Regions from separate parts of the Mus musculus genome. Here region 1 is linked to region 2. The links are chromatin loops, found by intact Hi-C in ENCODE. Cell type or tissue: left cerebral cortex. All regions are shown on one strand. Links, peaks and the distances in the headings refer to the core of each region. The heading gives the core; the rest is flanking DNA.

The links. Hi-C counts contacts between places; a loop is a spot of excess contacts. Peaks named below come from ENCODE experiments on the same cell type or tissue, not always from the same donor. Only the 100,000 strongest peaks of a DNase experiment are listed, where the experiment ranks them.
Region 1: a loop joins it to region 2, with 2.3 times the contacts of the local background. A loop is called at or near these places in 2 of 42 quality-filtered maps.

The regions. Positions count from the first base shown.
Region 1 is chr17:93,194,985-93,202,615 of GRCm38, forward strand. Adcyap1 (adenylate cyclase activating polypeptide 1) reads left to right here and starts at 4,184. Exons shown (of 5, transcript NM_009625.3): 1 at 4,184-4,638; 2 at 5,029-5,136; 3 at 7,246-7,377. The coding sequence starts at 5,030. It overlaps Gm32465 (a long non-coding RNA gene), which reads right to left and starts at 7,277. Exons shown (of 3, transcript XR_385916.4): 1 at 7,105-7,277; 2 at 83-208. In left cerebral cortex, for the core only: a CTCF peak has its summit at 2,025; DNase peaks (open chromatin) are centred at 2,061, 3,121, 4,422, 4,908 and 2 more places; H3K4me3 peaks cover 2,627 bases; H3K27ac peaks cover 1,673 bases.
Region 2 is chr17:93,594,868-93,602,498 of GRCm38, forward strand. No RefSeq gene overlaps it. Among named protein-coding and RNA genes, the nearest start is that of Gm25935, 350 kb to the left of the region's middle. In left cerebral cortex, for the core only: no CTCF peak of the experiment used is centred there; DNase peaks (open chromatin) are centred at 3,207, 3,565 and 3,702.

The sequences.
Region 1 (7,631 bases), core at 1,798-6,797, 400 kb before region 2:
GTAGTTAAGGAATGGGAAAAGGACACAGGAAATAATGAGTGCTCTTAATGGGTCAGGAGGAAAGGAATAGAAATCGCCTTACCTGAGAAACTGAGCTCCACTTCACTGGTCTGCACAAGAGCAGATAGTTTAATTTGCCATGGGTTTGCTGGATCCAGATTCCCATTCAACAAATTTCCCAAGTGGAGATGATTTCAAGAGTTGGAATCTGAGTGACAGACAAGACCCTTCAAATGCCGTTGTGTTTAGTAATGGGAAACCCTTTGCAAAGTCAAACTCTGACTAGGAGTTGTATTTCAAAAGACCAAAATCTGTCTCAATACAAAAATCTACTTCTTTGAAGGTAAAAAATTCTTTGAATTGAGTGATTCAGTGTTCAAGACTCCCACATCAGAAATGCAGATGTGTGGGGAGAAACAATTCAGGGGTGCATTAATTTGATTTTTAGCTTGTTCAATGTTTTGGATTAAAACTTGTTTTCAGATCTAAAGGACTAACAGGACAAACAGGAGCTAACACATTAGGAATTTGAAATTAAGGGCCTTTCCTTGTTTCCAATAAACATGTCTGAAGAGTGTTTTTCAGGTAAGTCAGTCATGGCTTAGCCTCAGATACCTTTAGTTGTTGCCTGTTGGAGAACAGTGGTGAGAGCTTGCATTCCAAGATGTTGTGGGTATTCATATTTTCTATAATAATATGATTCTAGCTAATATAGCATTCCTAGATTTCATAATCTGGAGAAAAGTTGACAGCTTGGGAAGTCTAACAAATCATGAGGATGAAGAGAAAGGAGTATGGGTGTTGGACAGAAGGCTTTCCATTCTTCTGTACTATCAAAATAGAAAAATCACAAGGCTTTTCCCTCCACATACTCCACATACTCCTCCTTTTCTCTTCTCCCTAGTCTTCCCAGGAACAGCTGTTTAGTTGAGGGTCTCTTGTATTTGTGCCCAGGCTCCTTCCTGCGTCTTAGTCCAAGTTGCCACATGCATTCCTAAATTAGCAAATGTATGTGGCTGGCTTTGGTCTCCTATCCAGTCTTTGCTGGCATACTAGTTTCTGTGGACAGTATTGGGTGAGAAGCTTTCTTGCCTGCTTTTTGCCTGATGGTTGCTTACTGCACATAGGTTCAAAACTGCAAACTCAAAAGCCTCCGAGATACAGCAGCTTTAAGATTGCACTGAAGCATCCCTGAAATTAACGGCAAATATTCTCTCTTGTGAGGAGTAATTAGGAAGCCAGCGTTGGTCTTTGAACCAAAGCAGAAAGGGCTCAGTGAATGGCTTTGACCAAGTAGGATGCAGTTCCAAACCCACACAGCTCTCAAGACCTCAACACACATAGGTTTCTAATTTTTCTTTTCCACAACCTTCCTCAATTTCCAACGACCAAGGGTTCAGCCTTCTTTCCTCCCCTCAATATTTTTGATTAGGGGCTCAGTCCAGAACTGAGTCCAGAACTGCTTCCCTGATCTCCAGACACCAAGCACACCTAATTAAAGATTGCCATTGGCCATGAAAATATCTGTGAAACGAGCCTGTATGGGATCAAGGATTTTTAGTCCTCTAGGCAGGGCTAGGTGGACTTCAGAAAGTGCCAAGAAAGACAAGGTCTCTGGAGTTTACTCACCAATAATCTCAAATTCTCTACTGAGTTTTTCACTCTACTGAATGGGATTGACTTCAAGTTGTATGATTTTGGGGTACCCAGGCCCAGGGAGTAAGAGTGTCAACAACCCAGATACTCCATTGAACTGGACGCAAGCTAGTGCTTTTGAAGGCTTGCTTACTTTTCTTTCTTCCTTCCTTTCTTTCTTCCTTCCTTTCTTTCTTTCTTTCTTTCTGTCTGTCTGTCTGTCTGTCTGTCTTTCTTTCTTTCTTTCTTTCTTTCTTTCTTTCTTTCTTTCTTTCTTTCTTTCTTTCGTGTTCACCACAACTCCTAGCTACATTTATTTCTTGCTTATTTTTCTTGCTTGTGGGTTTTGCCTTTAACAGACCTTGAAGTCAACCAAACTCCCCACATGGTGGCTCTCTTGACTAAAAAGTTGGGCATTGAATTGTAAATTTTAAATGCGTAGTCCTGGAGATTTTTAAATGTCTTTCCAGATGGAACTCATTTCAGAATTCAAGTGGGAGGCAAAAGTGGGAATTTTAATGGAGTTCACCTTTGACTCAAAAGTCAGGAGAACCACTGTAGGCAATAGTTTTGGACAAGTTTGTTATGAAAAGCAGTCCTGCTGGATTATCTTTCCTGTTCACTGCAAGCTCTTTGTGTGAGGGCCAGGAAAGGTGGACGCTGAATATGTAGTTCAGGGATGTAGTCACCCCAACCTAAGATAGCAGACAGATATAATATAACACAAAGAGAAACATCCCCTGTGTAGAAGTAGTTTGTTGATAGTATTCAATCTAAAGCTAGGAGGAAACTAAGAGGAGACAGGCAGCTTTGGATCATTCAAAGTCAGGAAATAAGGAAAATTTTTGATAATTGGGGAAAGTATTAAACCTCAAACAAAGGTGATAATAGCATTAAAAGTGAGAAATACTGTGGCTTGGAAAAAGTACTCAGGACTAACAGCTTATTTAAACTTATTTAAACCCAAATCACAGTATAGGCAGCAGCACTCGTACTTAATTCTCTCTCTCTCTCTCTCTCTCTCTCTCTCTCTCTCTCTCTCTCTCTCTCTCTCTCACTGTGTGTGTGTGTGAGAGAGAGAGAGAGAGAGAGAGAGAGCTTCAGATAGTAAAAATGCACACTAACTGTTATTGATGCTTCTATTTTCCCTTGAAAAGAAAGGCTCTCGAGATTTCCTAGTGGACCAGAAATTTCTGAATCTTCTGAAATTACTCAGGTGCTTAGAAGGTCCCCAGTGAATGTGATCTTTTCTCATTGCTTTCTTCTTTTCATTTTATTTTTAGTTAAAAATATTAACTATCCCCCAGGGAAGGGTTCCTGGTAGCAACCTTTATCAAGACAACTTGTGCAGGGAATCCTCCTGCATTCCGAGTCTATATTTCCCTAAACAGAATTCAACATGTAAGAGAAATTCAAGAGACACACGTCACACCCTCACAATCTTAAATTTTCAATTATTGCAGAAAACACAGTGACATGGTTTCAATTTTTAAAACTAGTAAGAGCCACGGAGAGTGTGAAAGTGTGTAGACAGGAAAGGTAAAGATCCATCTGAATACTAGGACTAACTCAGAAGAAAAAGCTTTGCACTGAGGCAGGGATTAAGCAGGTTCTGAGCACTGGGACATTCGTGGACACAGAATCCAAGGGAAGATTAATATGAACAGCGGGGTGATTTAGACAATGAACTCCCACAGTAAGAGCACCACTGCCAAAGCTTCAAATTTAGAGGCTGTGGTGAAAATTAAACCAGTGGCAAATTTCAACATTTGCAGCATCTGCGCCCAAATAGTTCAGCACCAAGAGCCTGGACAGCACCACAGGCTCTCATCCTAGTCTCATCCATCAATCTATTCAGAGACAGACTGTCAACCCAGCCAGACTCATTAGATATTTACTGAAAATCCTTATAATTCTTTCCTTTAAAACACAAAACGACTTCCATGTTTAGTAGCCTATTTGAAAAAGCATATGCAAGGAATTGAGAGATCAAAATTAAAATTATTAATAGGAGATCTTGATGGTGCTTAAATCTAGAGATCAGAGTTGTCATTGGTGGGGGTTGAGTGAAAATTAAGAAAAATTAGGGACTCAATAAAAACATGACTTCACCATTCTCTAAATTCTACGAGTTCTTTACTTGTCTTTGAGAAATCAGTGAAATCGAAAACCATCAAAATAATTGGACTTCTTAAAAATTGGATTGTGTGAGTGAAAGGTGTTTATCAGAAGCGGATGACTCCGGATCTTATCATCCTGGAGGACTGCACAGAATAGTTAATATGTTCCTTGAGGGACTAGGATGCTGACGTCTTTTACTGATACCGGATCATTACGTGACTGGGGGAGAAAAAAAAGGAAGTCATATCATGAATAAAAATCGGAGTGCAACAGTGCAACCAAAATATTCTGTACTTGAAGGCAGAAAGATGTTGACAAAGAGGTGTCTCCTGAAACCACGTTCGGACAGCTTATTTTGTTAACTGCATATATAAAAACGAGCAGAAGGCCAGTCACCTCTGTCAGCAGCAGAAGCAGCAGCATCTTCAGACGCAGCCTGAGACCTCAGAGCAGAGAAGGTGCCTCCGACTCCCGACTTCCGCAAGCTGCCAGATAGTCTCCCACAGAGGCCATCTTCCCTCTCCCCCCCCCCCCCACTGACTTTTCCTCTTTTCTTACCCATTAGCTTCTTCTCCCGGTGGACTTAAGTCCACTCTGCTCCCCCTCCCTTTGGCTGCTCGCCTACTCTCTCTTCTACATCTCTCTCCTCGCCCACTTCCTTCGGTGTCACGCTCCCTCCTAGTTTTGTGCGTCTACAAAGTTTTGAGCGGAATTTTAGCCTCGGCAAACAAGTCTCCCCAGCTCCTTCAGCTAATTCCCGCGGCTTCTCTCCAGACACCAGCTCCAGACAGTGACTGATGCTTCTCGGGTTGTGATTCCAGCGCAGAAACTCGAAGGAGCCTTTGCCCGCTGTCCTACTTAGTCAACCCTTTCCTAGACACCGTAAGAGTCTAATAATAAGGGGTTTGTGTGTGTGTGTGTGTGTGTGTGTGTGTGTGTGTGTGTGTGTGTGTGTGTGTTGGGATTCTTAGCATACTAACCGATTGATTGACTACAGGCTCCCTCCTTGTGCTGCCAGCAGCATCAGTGTATTAGTTAGCCTTCTTTAGTTCAAGGTCTGGCTAGTTACTGGGTGCTGGGCACACACAAAGCTATTTTTTCGAACTATACCAAGAGAGAAGTAGTTGGACGCCCCAGCGTGGCTAACTGGTGTTTAACACAGGGAGTCACAGTTTCACTGGCTCCCCAGCTCCCAAGAGTTTCTTCGGGTTAGAAGGTAGAAAGCCAGGAGCGATTTCACTCACTGCATACCCTCTTTCCTCTCCTGCGCAGAATGACCATGTGTAGCGGAGCAAGGCTGGCCCTGCTGGTGTATGGGATAATAATGCATAGCAGTGTCTCCTGTTCACCTGCCGCCGGACTCAGCTTCCCTGGGATCAGGTAAGTGCTTCCCTAATATAAGTTAGGTTTTCCCTTAGCCAGACACCCACTTTGGTCACCTCCCTGCAGATCTGGATGTCAGGCTCCTAAACATCGCTTCCTGAGCACCTAGGCATTTCTACAGCCTTTGGTTAGGTGGACCCCTTTGGGTCCCTAGCTAAGCCTGAGGATCAGACAGGCTCTAGTACAGCCACAGACTCCCTCCTTACTCACCAGTGGAGCCCAGGGACTCAGGTAAAGAGAGTGAGTTTCCTATCTTTGTAGAAATCTTCCCTGTGAAGGTGGCAGGGTGCGCCCCCCTTCCGGCTTAGCTTTTCTTTCTTTCTTTCTTTTTTTCTTTTTCTACCTATTCTTTGAGTAAGTTGGCAAACTTCAGTTCCCAGATCAAAGCCCGGGGCGGGGGTGAGAGTGATGCTCTCCCCACTTTGCTTTGTTACTGCCTAGTCTGGACTATTGGGGCGGGGTCTCTCGCTCCTATGTCCTTCCTGTTGTCTCGTTCGAATTCTTTCCCACTGGAAGAGCTTTCTTTAAATTATGCCCTGTTTCAACTGGAGTTGGAGCCCTAGAATTCCTTGGGGTGGGGGTGTTGCCGACACACGGTTAAGGAAAAGCTATTTGAGAGACGGAATAACGCAAGAAAGAGAAAGCAATGGAGGGAGAAGAAACGGATGCGAGGGAGGGAGAGAATGCCAGCAGGCAGGAGGGGTTGGGAGGACAGCCTAGCTCAACTGGGGATGCAGAAAACCTGGCTTTTGTCTTGGCTTCTGATTCTAATAGTGAAACGCTGCCCAGGTTCCCTGTCGCAGCTCCAGAAACCCTCACACGTATTCGGGACAGTAGAAATGCGTGGGGCCGAGTGGCGTGTGTGCCGGGTGGCACTCAGGGCAGCCAGGAGAGCGCGGCGTTGAGCTGACTCTTGGAGCCCCGCCCAAGACCTCTGCCTTAGGGGTATCTGACCATTGATGTTTTGGCAGACAGAAATCCTAGTTTCTGTAACAGGATTCCAGCATGTGGTCGCAGGGCAAAGCAGGGGTGGCCAGAAAGTCTGGGACCTGGGTTGGGGTATCCCTGGGGGGGGGGGCTGGTTATGTCGGTGCGGAGGAGTTTCTCTGGCCTCTCCTGGGAGGGCCAAAAGGCAAGCAAGAGCCCGCCCCAAGAACGATTGAATCCTGACTAGTGAAGGTTATTTGTCCGGATTGCATTCTGAGTACTCCTGGAGCCCAAAGCCACCCGACTTTGCATTTTCGTCCTCTTTTGCCTGTCTTTTGTCCCACAAAGATGCGATATGTGAGGAGATGGTGAGGTCATTGGACACCTACGGAATGTCAGTCCAAGTCCACCCCTTTCCTTGCTCTTTGAGGTTGAGATGATACCCAGCCTCCCCGCCATTGCTAACAGATAGCAGGAACTCTTTGTTTAATTGACTCGAAAGCTCTTCTTTCACCTCCAGCTATTCTCAAAGTTCCGTGTGCCTAGCACTTTTCCTGGGTGATAGGCTCTGGAGTGCTCTGCCACACCACAGTATGAACCAAACTAGCTAAGTTTAGGGACATCTATTATTCATGTTCCTAGCAGATTCTCTTCAGCCTAAAATAGATGCTGGAGGTTCTCCGTGACCTACATCTGCGCAGGGAAGGGCTCCCCTGGGCTCAGCGGATCGGATGGGGGTGGCTGCTGATGAAGTTGTCCTCCTGCATCCAACCTATCCACTCATTCCTTCTATTCTTCCCTGGGTCTCCCCGTCTCCGAATCATATCATTTCTTAGGATCTGTCTCATGAGAGCTACATGCTACTTAGGGGAGCCTGGGGCAGGTGAGGGAGAAAGCGGGTGTTTTCCTTGGCAGGTGTTGGGGTCTACACGGTTGTCCAGTGGCCCTGGCGGAGATAGTTGTTTCTCCTGAGGAGGTGTGAGCGAATTTCCCTGCGGTACTTCCAGTAGGAACTGCTGCTGGGTGTAGTTCCCTTACCTTGTTCCCGGGACCATTCTGGAAGTAAGGGCAATTCTCCATGGGAGACCATAACGAAGAAGGAAAATCAACTGGACTTTCTTAGAACTTGGCAGAACTAGGAAGTGACTTTTAATGACCCTCCTTTTGGCTGTCCCGCAGACCAGAAGACGAGGCTTACGACCAGGACGGAAACCCGCTGCAAGACTTCTATGACTGGGACCCTCCCGGCGTGGGGAGCCCCGCCTCCGCGCTGCGTGACGCTTACGCCCTTTACTATCCAGCGGACAGGAGGTACAACCCGCCCGGCTTCCGCCTGTGGCTTGGGCCTAACCTGGCAGAAGGGACCGGGTAGGGGCTCTAAAAGTAGGGCTTTTTCTGTTAAAAGAAGGGTCTTTAAGCCTCCCTTCCCATGAGAGCTACAGAAAATTAGCAGTCAGATCCCTGTGGAGCCCAAGCCCCACCACGGGACTGAAAGCTCTGAGGCCAGGGAGGTGTCAGTGAGTGTGCGACTCTGTAGGTGGGGAGCTTTTGGGCCACACTAAATA
Region 2 (7,631 bases), core at 1,031-6,030:
GCTAGAGTCAAGAGCTCCGGGATACTGGTTAGGTCATTATGTTGTTCCACCTATAGGGTTGCAGATCCCTTTAGCTCCTTGGGTACTTTCTCTAGCTCCTCCATTGGGAGCCCTGTGATCCATCCATTAGCTGACTGTGAGCATCCACTTCTGTGTTTGCTAGGCCCCGGCATAGTCTCACAAGAGATAGCTACATCTGGGTCCTTTCGATAAAATCTTGCTAGTGTATGCAATGGTGTCAGCGTTTGGATGCTGATTATGGGGTGGATCCCTGGATATGGCAGTCTCTACATGGACCATCCTTTCATCTCAGCTCCAAACTTTGTCTCTGTAACTCCTTCCCAGGGTGTTTTGTTCCCACTTCTAAGGAGGGGCATAGTGTCCACACTTCAGTCTTCATTTTTCATGAGTTTCATGTGTTTAGGAAATTGTATCTTATATCTTGGGTATCCTAGGTTTTGGGCTAATATCCACTTATCAGTGAGTACATATTGTGTGAGTTCCTTTGTGAATGTGTTACCTCACTCAGGATGACGCCCTCCAGGTCCATCCATTTGGCTAGGAATTTCATAAATTCATTCTTTTTAATAGCTGAGTAGTACTCCATTGTGTAGATGTACCACATTTTCTGTATCCATTCCTCTGTTGAGGGGCATCTGGGTTCTTTCCAGCTTCTGGCTATTATAAATAAGGCTGCTATGAACATAGTGGAGCATGTGTCCTTCTTACCAGTTGGGGCATCTTCCTGAACAGAACAGCAATGGCTTGTGCTGTAAGATCGAGAATTGATAAATGGGACCTAATGAAACTCCAAAGTTTCTGCAAGGCAAAAGACACCGTATATAAGACAAAAAGACCACCAACAGATTGGGAAAGGATCTTTACCTATCCTAAATCAGATAGGGGACTAATATCCAACATATATAAAGAACTCAAGAAGGTGGACTTCAGAAAATCAAATAACCCCATTAAAAAATGGGGCTCAGAACTGAACAAAGAATTCTCACCTGAGGAATACTGAGTGGCAGAGAAGCACCTGAAAAAATGTTCAACATCCTTAATCATCAGGGAAATGCAAATCAAAACAACCCTGAGATTCCACCTCACACCAGTCAGAATGGCTAAGATGAAAAATTCAGGTGACAGCAGATGCTGGCGTGGATGTGGAGAAAGAGGAACACTCCTCCATTGTTGGTGGGATTGCAGGCTTGTACAACCACTCTGGAAATCAGTCTGGCGGTTCCTCAGAAAATTGGACATAGTACTACTGGAGGATCCAGCAATACCTCTCCTGGGCATATATCCATTCTATATTTCTTAGAATGGTTCTTGAACGTGTGTTGTGGCAAAATGATGAGAGAGTATATCCATGGAAATAATAATGTAGGAGAAGCAGTGGGGTTTACCCATAAATGCAAGGAGAAGAGAACTCTTGTCATCTTAGACATGGGATGGTCTAAACAGGATCTTAAACTCAGGGTGCATAATTTAATTTGTTACATCATATTGTTAGAAACTAAACAGTATTTTCTTTCCCATAAGAGCTTTTGTTTTTGCATGTAGATGTAGACACTAACTGCTTGGACTGTATACTTCAATAAATATTGTCAAAGAATATGATATTAGATTCGAAGAGGAAAAGAATTTTGAAATGAATAAAAAGGAGTAGTCATTAGTGCTCTGTGCAAGTGCAGTCAAACACACAGATTGCAGAAAGCATGTGTTTTTAGTGGTGTCTTCAGGGCATCTTCAAATAAATAATTCATTTTAGTGCTCTGCGTGGTTGAGATTCTGCATGGCATTTTCCTGAAATTTCTGGGCTTCCTTATTTCTTGAACCCTGTCTAGGATGCTGATAAAACCAACTTTAAACTTGTTAAGATTATTTGATGCCATACTTTAAAGGTATAATGAAAAGGAATTTATTCAGAAACACTGCAAGGGGTTTGCATTCAGCTTTGAATATTATAATGACAATTGGGAAATTATATCGAAGCACAGAGCAGAAATTTTTGTGTGAAAAATGACCAAGAAGAAACATTAGGTATGGGGTGGGGTTGAGGTTATGGCTAAACCAACTGAATAAGATTCTTTCTGATCACATATTACTAGGAAATGGTAAAAGATGAATATTGAATCTGTTATTGTTAGCAATGTAAAAGTAACTTTTATTGGCCTTATGTAATTGTTGTCTTGGAGGCTTACTGCTGAAATAGCTCACCCTTTCTAGAACTCTGGCTGACTGGTTCAACTCAGTTGTTTTGGCTTAAAATGCTCTCCATCCTGACTGATTCAAATTGGCTTCTCTTGGCTTCTGACTGAATTGCTGTTTGGCTTCAAACTAACTGTGACAGTCATCCTAATCTTACTCCTCATTCTCTGGCTTGTTCTATATTCATCTGTGTCTAGCTTGTACTCTCATCAACCTGTCTCTGCAAAACTGTCCCAGTAATACTACCTCCTCCCCCCCTCTTGTATTGCTCTCTTATGTAGCCTCCTTTCTCTTACGTGTTCTCCAGAGAGTTGAGCATATCCTTTCTCTGAGTTATTTCCTATGATTAATTAATTTCTCTACTCCTCAATTAGAAGTCACTTTTAAACATGGCCGCTTCCTTTTACAAATTAACCTAACATATATTGTTTGGGATTAAAGGTGTGTACTAATGGCATGTCTGTATTCCAGCTCTATCACATTGACCTAAAAGATTCAAATACTTGGAGAGCAGCTGGATTAAAATTCCTCTACAGGACAATATGTCTGGAGAGAAGGTGAGTTCCTGTTAAACAGCATTAGCCATGTTCTAGAAAAAGTAGATTTTTATAAGGAAGTGTACATATGGGACTAGAAGGTTCAGCAGTCTGACAAATATTTAGATAAGGAAAGGATTGTTGCTTAATGTATAAGTTATGAATTTGAGGCTTTGTAAAGCAGACCATATAGGAGAGTGTGAAATTAAAATTGTTATGATTAACTTTATCTGTAGGTTTATCTCTTTAAAAGTGTTAGAAAATAAGTGGAAAATAGGAGGTAATTTCAACTATCCATGTCCCACACTGTAGCAGATGAATGGTAGAGATTCAGAGCCAGGTGCTGTCAGGACATATGCATCTTCCTGGGGTTGGTAGCAAGGGAGCTTGCAGACAGAAGGACATCATTAGGTGTTCATGTAATCTCCCTTTTAATTAAGTGGTACATGAAGGCGAGAGGATGTGTGTGGGAGAGGAAATAACTCAGATGCCAGAATCCAGAATAGGAAACATTCAAATTCAAAACTCTAGGGAAGATAAAAATACATTAATGCACAAATGTTGATTCTATTCTTGATACTATAATTTTAATTCAATTTACAAGAGCCGAAGAGTGTTTTTCATTTCTGTAATCTTAGCTCAGAGTGGTATTTCTACTTGGCTTTTAAAAACTTCCCTTAAGTCATGATTTAATGTGATGACTATATTAAGATGTAAAAGTGAGCTGCTGGATGAAGTCTGAATGGGACACACTGTGCTCACCAGTGTTGTAAATTCTGTGATCCAAACCCAGGACCATATGGCTTAAAACTCAATAAGGCAAGTGATGAGGCAAAATATCCTCTATCCATAAGCTACCCCAAATTTGAGGACAGATTCCTTATCCCTCCTTGAAAAGAATATGTTTCTGATTTCTCTTATGAAATGGTTGAGAAAGCAGGGCTTATTTTTAGTGACTTTAGTTCCCATCCTGTTTTTGCTCATCACTACGCTACCTGCTTTGTTAAGGAAGCACACCCACTCAGTACTGTGGCAACAGGGACATGCACTTTTTTATTGCTGCTTCCACAAAAAATGCTTGCTGGAGTCAGAATAAGTCTTTTACCATAAGTATAATAAAAAGTTCTTATTTTCATTGAATCATTTTAACATCTATTTTCATATAATTAAACAAAAGAATTTTGGAGCTGGCTCAGTGGTTAAGAGCACTCTCTGCTCTTCCAGAGAACCAGTATTTGATTCCAAGCATGCATGTGGTGACTGACAACCATTTATGACGGGGTTGCAGGAAATTTGATGGTCTCTTCTGGTCTCTCTGGTCACCAGAAACTCACTTGATACACATATATACATGCAGGTGATACACATATGCACATAACATAAAAATGAATAAGCCCTTTTAAAATAACTTTAAAATCAAAACAAGACAAAAATCTTCCTATACTTTCTCTCTCACCCTGGATAAAACTTGCAAATGATGAGAAACTCCAATTAAACTCAGTGGGCAACATACCAGAGGAAGACCTGGAAGTAGAGGAGTCTTTCTGAGAGGAGGTACAGCAAGAGAACGTCAGGTAAGAGAGCGAACTGGGGTGAAGATGAGAATAATTAATTGTATAAAATTAATTGTATGAACCTGACAAACAGTAAAATCATTTAAAAATTAATATTAAAATTTTGAAATATTTTTAAATAAAGGACTTGTTTTGTGATGCTCAAATGGTATAATGAGCAAAAAAAAATTCTTTTTAATGTAAAATTATTCTTTCATGGTTAAGCATGACCAAAAGAAACTACTATTTATTTAGTGTAATTAAGAAGATAACTTATGACAGGCAGTGATGGCGCACGCCTTTAATCCCAGCACTTGGAAGGCAGAGGCAGGCAGATTTATGAGTTTGAGGCCAGTCTGGTCTACAGAGTGAGTTCCAGGACAGCCAAAACTACAGAGAAAACCTGTCTCGAAAAAACTAAAGCAAAACAAAGAGTAAAGAAGATACTTTATGAGGAGTACGTAACAGGGTTACAGGCAGTTATTGCTTATGGGTGTTTGCTCTATGAACTTTACTACTTTTCTTTGTATTTATTTATGAGCAGAGATTTAAAAAAATACCCAACAACATTAGCATGACCTGAACTGATATTTAGATAATGGAAACAGTGTGCTTCCCCCTTCTTTCTTTTTTCTCTCTCCTCTCTTTTCTCTTTGTCTCTGTCTCTCTCTTTCTCAGATGCCCCCCCACCATACAGATACACACACCCGTACACCCTTCTTGCTTAATGGGTCTCTACTTGACACTGTCTCCTTTTGTATATATACCTATAACACTTTTCCCCCTTTATATCTCATTCTTATTGGTTTTTACTATTGTTTCTTCTTGAAATTTCTAAATTCAAACTCTTTTTGTATTGTCTTAAATTGGTCCTCTTTTTTTTTTGTATTTTATTTCATTACTTATCTAGTCATAAAAGCTATCCCCCCCCTTTCCATACCCCTCTCTTATTTTCTAGTCTAAATAGAAAGAAAAAAACACATTTTTTCACAAGGTTAGTAGGTAGACTCCCCTGCTGTAGTGTATGGAGTCTCCCCTTAAGTTATAGCATCTCACTAGCCCTACACAATGTGCCTCCCCATGACCAGACTTGTTTCTCCATTGGAAAAAAAGGGGGACCAAAAATGTCTTTGATTTGAGTTTCTAGTGCTGCAACGAACACCATGACCAAAAAGCAAGTTTTAGGGGAAAGGGTTTATTCAGCTTTCACTTTCACATTGCTGTTTATCACCAAGGGAAATCAGGGCAGGAACTCACACAAAACAGAAACCTGCAGGCAGGAGCTGATGCAAAGGCCAAGGAGAAGAGGTGTCTTTTGGCGTGCTTCACATGGCTTGCTTAGCCTACTTTCTTAAAGAACCTAGGACTACTGTCCTAGGATGGCATCACCCACAGTGGGATAGGTCCTCCATCATTGGTCACTAATTAAGAAAATACTCTACAACCGGATCTTATGGAGGTATTTTCTCAATTGAGACTCCTCCCATTCTGATTACTCTTGCTTTGGTCAAGTTGACATAAAAGCAGTTAGCACAGAACCTCACAGATCTGACTGGTTATATGAAGCAGTTTAAGTTTGCCAGCATATTTATTAAGCTAAAATAGGATTGAATATGATTATAATAGGATTAATAGGATTAGATCTACTACCTGTTTAAAACCAGTATGTTTTATCTACCCATATATATATATCAGAGAAGGTAATACTGATGATTTAACAGTAATTTAGAACTAGGGAAACCACTCAATATCCCTTGGTGTCCTTGCTGAGTCAATATGTGAGGTGCTGAGTTTCATCTTAAGCACTTGAAAGGGAAATGAAGGAAGAGAGAAAGAGACAGAGAGAGAGAGAGAGAAAGTGAGAGAGAGAGAAAGTGAGAGAGAGAGAGAAAACACTAAAAACCAATTTGTGCTTAAAAGAAGCTATTTCAAAATTATCTTCAGTTACAATGTAAAACCGAATGTCATGCCTTCTCATATGTCACTGCTTGGTTCCTCCCTTATGAACACTGGTGAACTTTTAATTGCTCATTACTCTTTTATTTTTGCCTGTGAGTGAATTTATAAATAATTTTGGAGCAAGGCACAAAAATGTACACTAAGAAAACCTCAGGTAAATAATTAACATATCAAAATATTTTCAAGTAAAAGGGATAATTGTTTAGAATAAAAGTTGAGAAAACATTTGTAGAAATCAAACTTATTAGGAGTGATGGACCTATTCATCATTTTGAGTGTGGTAATGAGTCTGCATAATGTGTCAACTTGTCATTTGCAAACTGTCATTTAGAATATCTTTTTGATTTCTTTCCTATTCTGAGCATTATAAATCTTAAAGAAAAGCCATATCTAAATAACTAAGAAGTTAACTGCTAGAGTTAGGCATTCTATCAAGAAAGGAGGAACACTGGTCACAATAATTACTAATAAGTTATCTTTTTCACATTTGTACAACCAAAACATGTGTGACCTTCAAATAAGATGAGATTTTATGTCAGATAATTGGACTAATCATAGTCTCATACCCATCTGTCTGTGGACAAAATATATTCCTTCAAAATGTTCTATATAAGCATTTTGTTTGTAGTTGTCAGCATAAGAGCCTTTTGTGCAAGGCCCTTAGGATATGCTCTCTTCTGATCAGCTGGCACTTGTTAATAATATTCTCATCTCACCCACCATTTTCTTCCCTACCAAGGTTCTAGAAACAAACTAAGAGTTTATCTAGTAATTGTAAGAGTTTTTGGGGGGATGTATGTGCATTAAAATCTAGTAGATTATATAAATCAAATAGGAAAGGTACATTAATATACCTTTACCTATATCAAGCAGTTAATAGTAAGTAAATATTATTTCCTTTCAGAAAACCATGAAAATCAGCCCCAAAGTAAGTGAACTAAGGATTTGAATAGATCACTTACTAAAAAGAAAATGTAACAAAATTGTGTTAAAATACTCGTTTCCCCATGATTAAAGAAATGCAAAATCATACCTCATGGGGGAAATCTCTCTCTTTTTTTTTTTTTTTTTTGTCTGACTAAGACCAAAACCTTGCTGATGTCAAGAAACACACACACACACATGTTCCATATGGAATCCCATAATATGGAGAAAATTACTACTGTAAGTTAAAATTTTATATAAGTGTATTGATTTATAAATATGGCACATTATACATTTGAAAGTAATCCTGGCTTGACAAATGAACCATAATAAATAATATCCTTAAGACTAAGCACCTCCAAAAAAGATAGGGAGAAAATGCTTATAGGCAAAGATGAAAGGCATACAGAAAACCAGTGTGCTGGTTTTGATGGGGCTGACTGGAGGA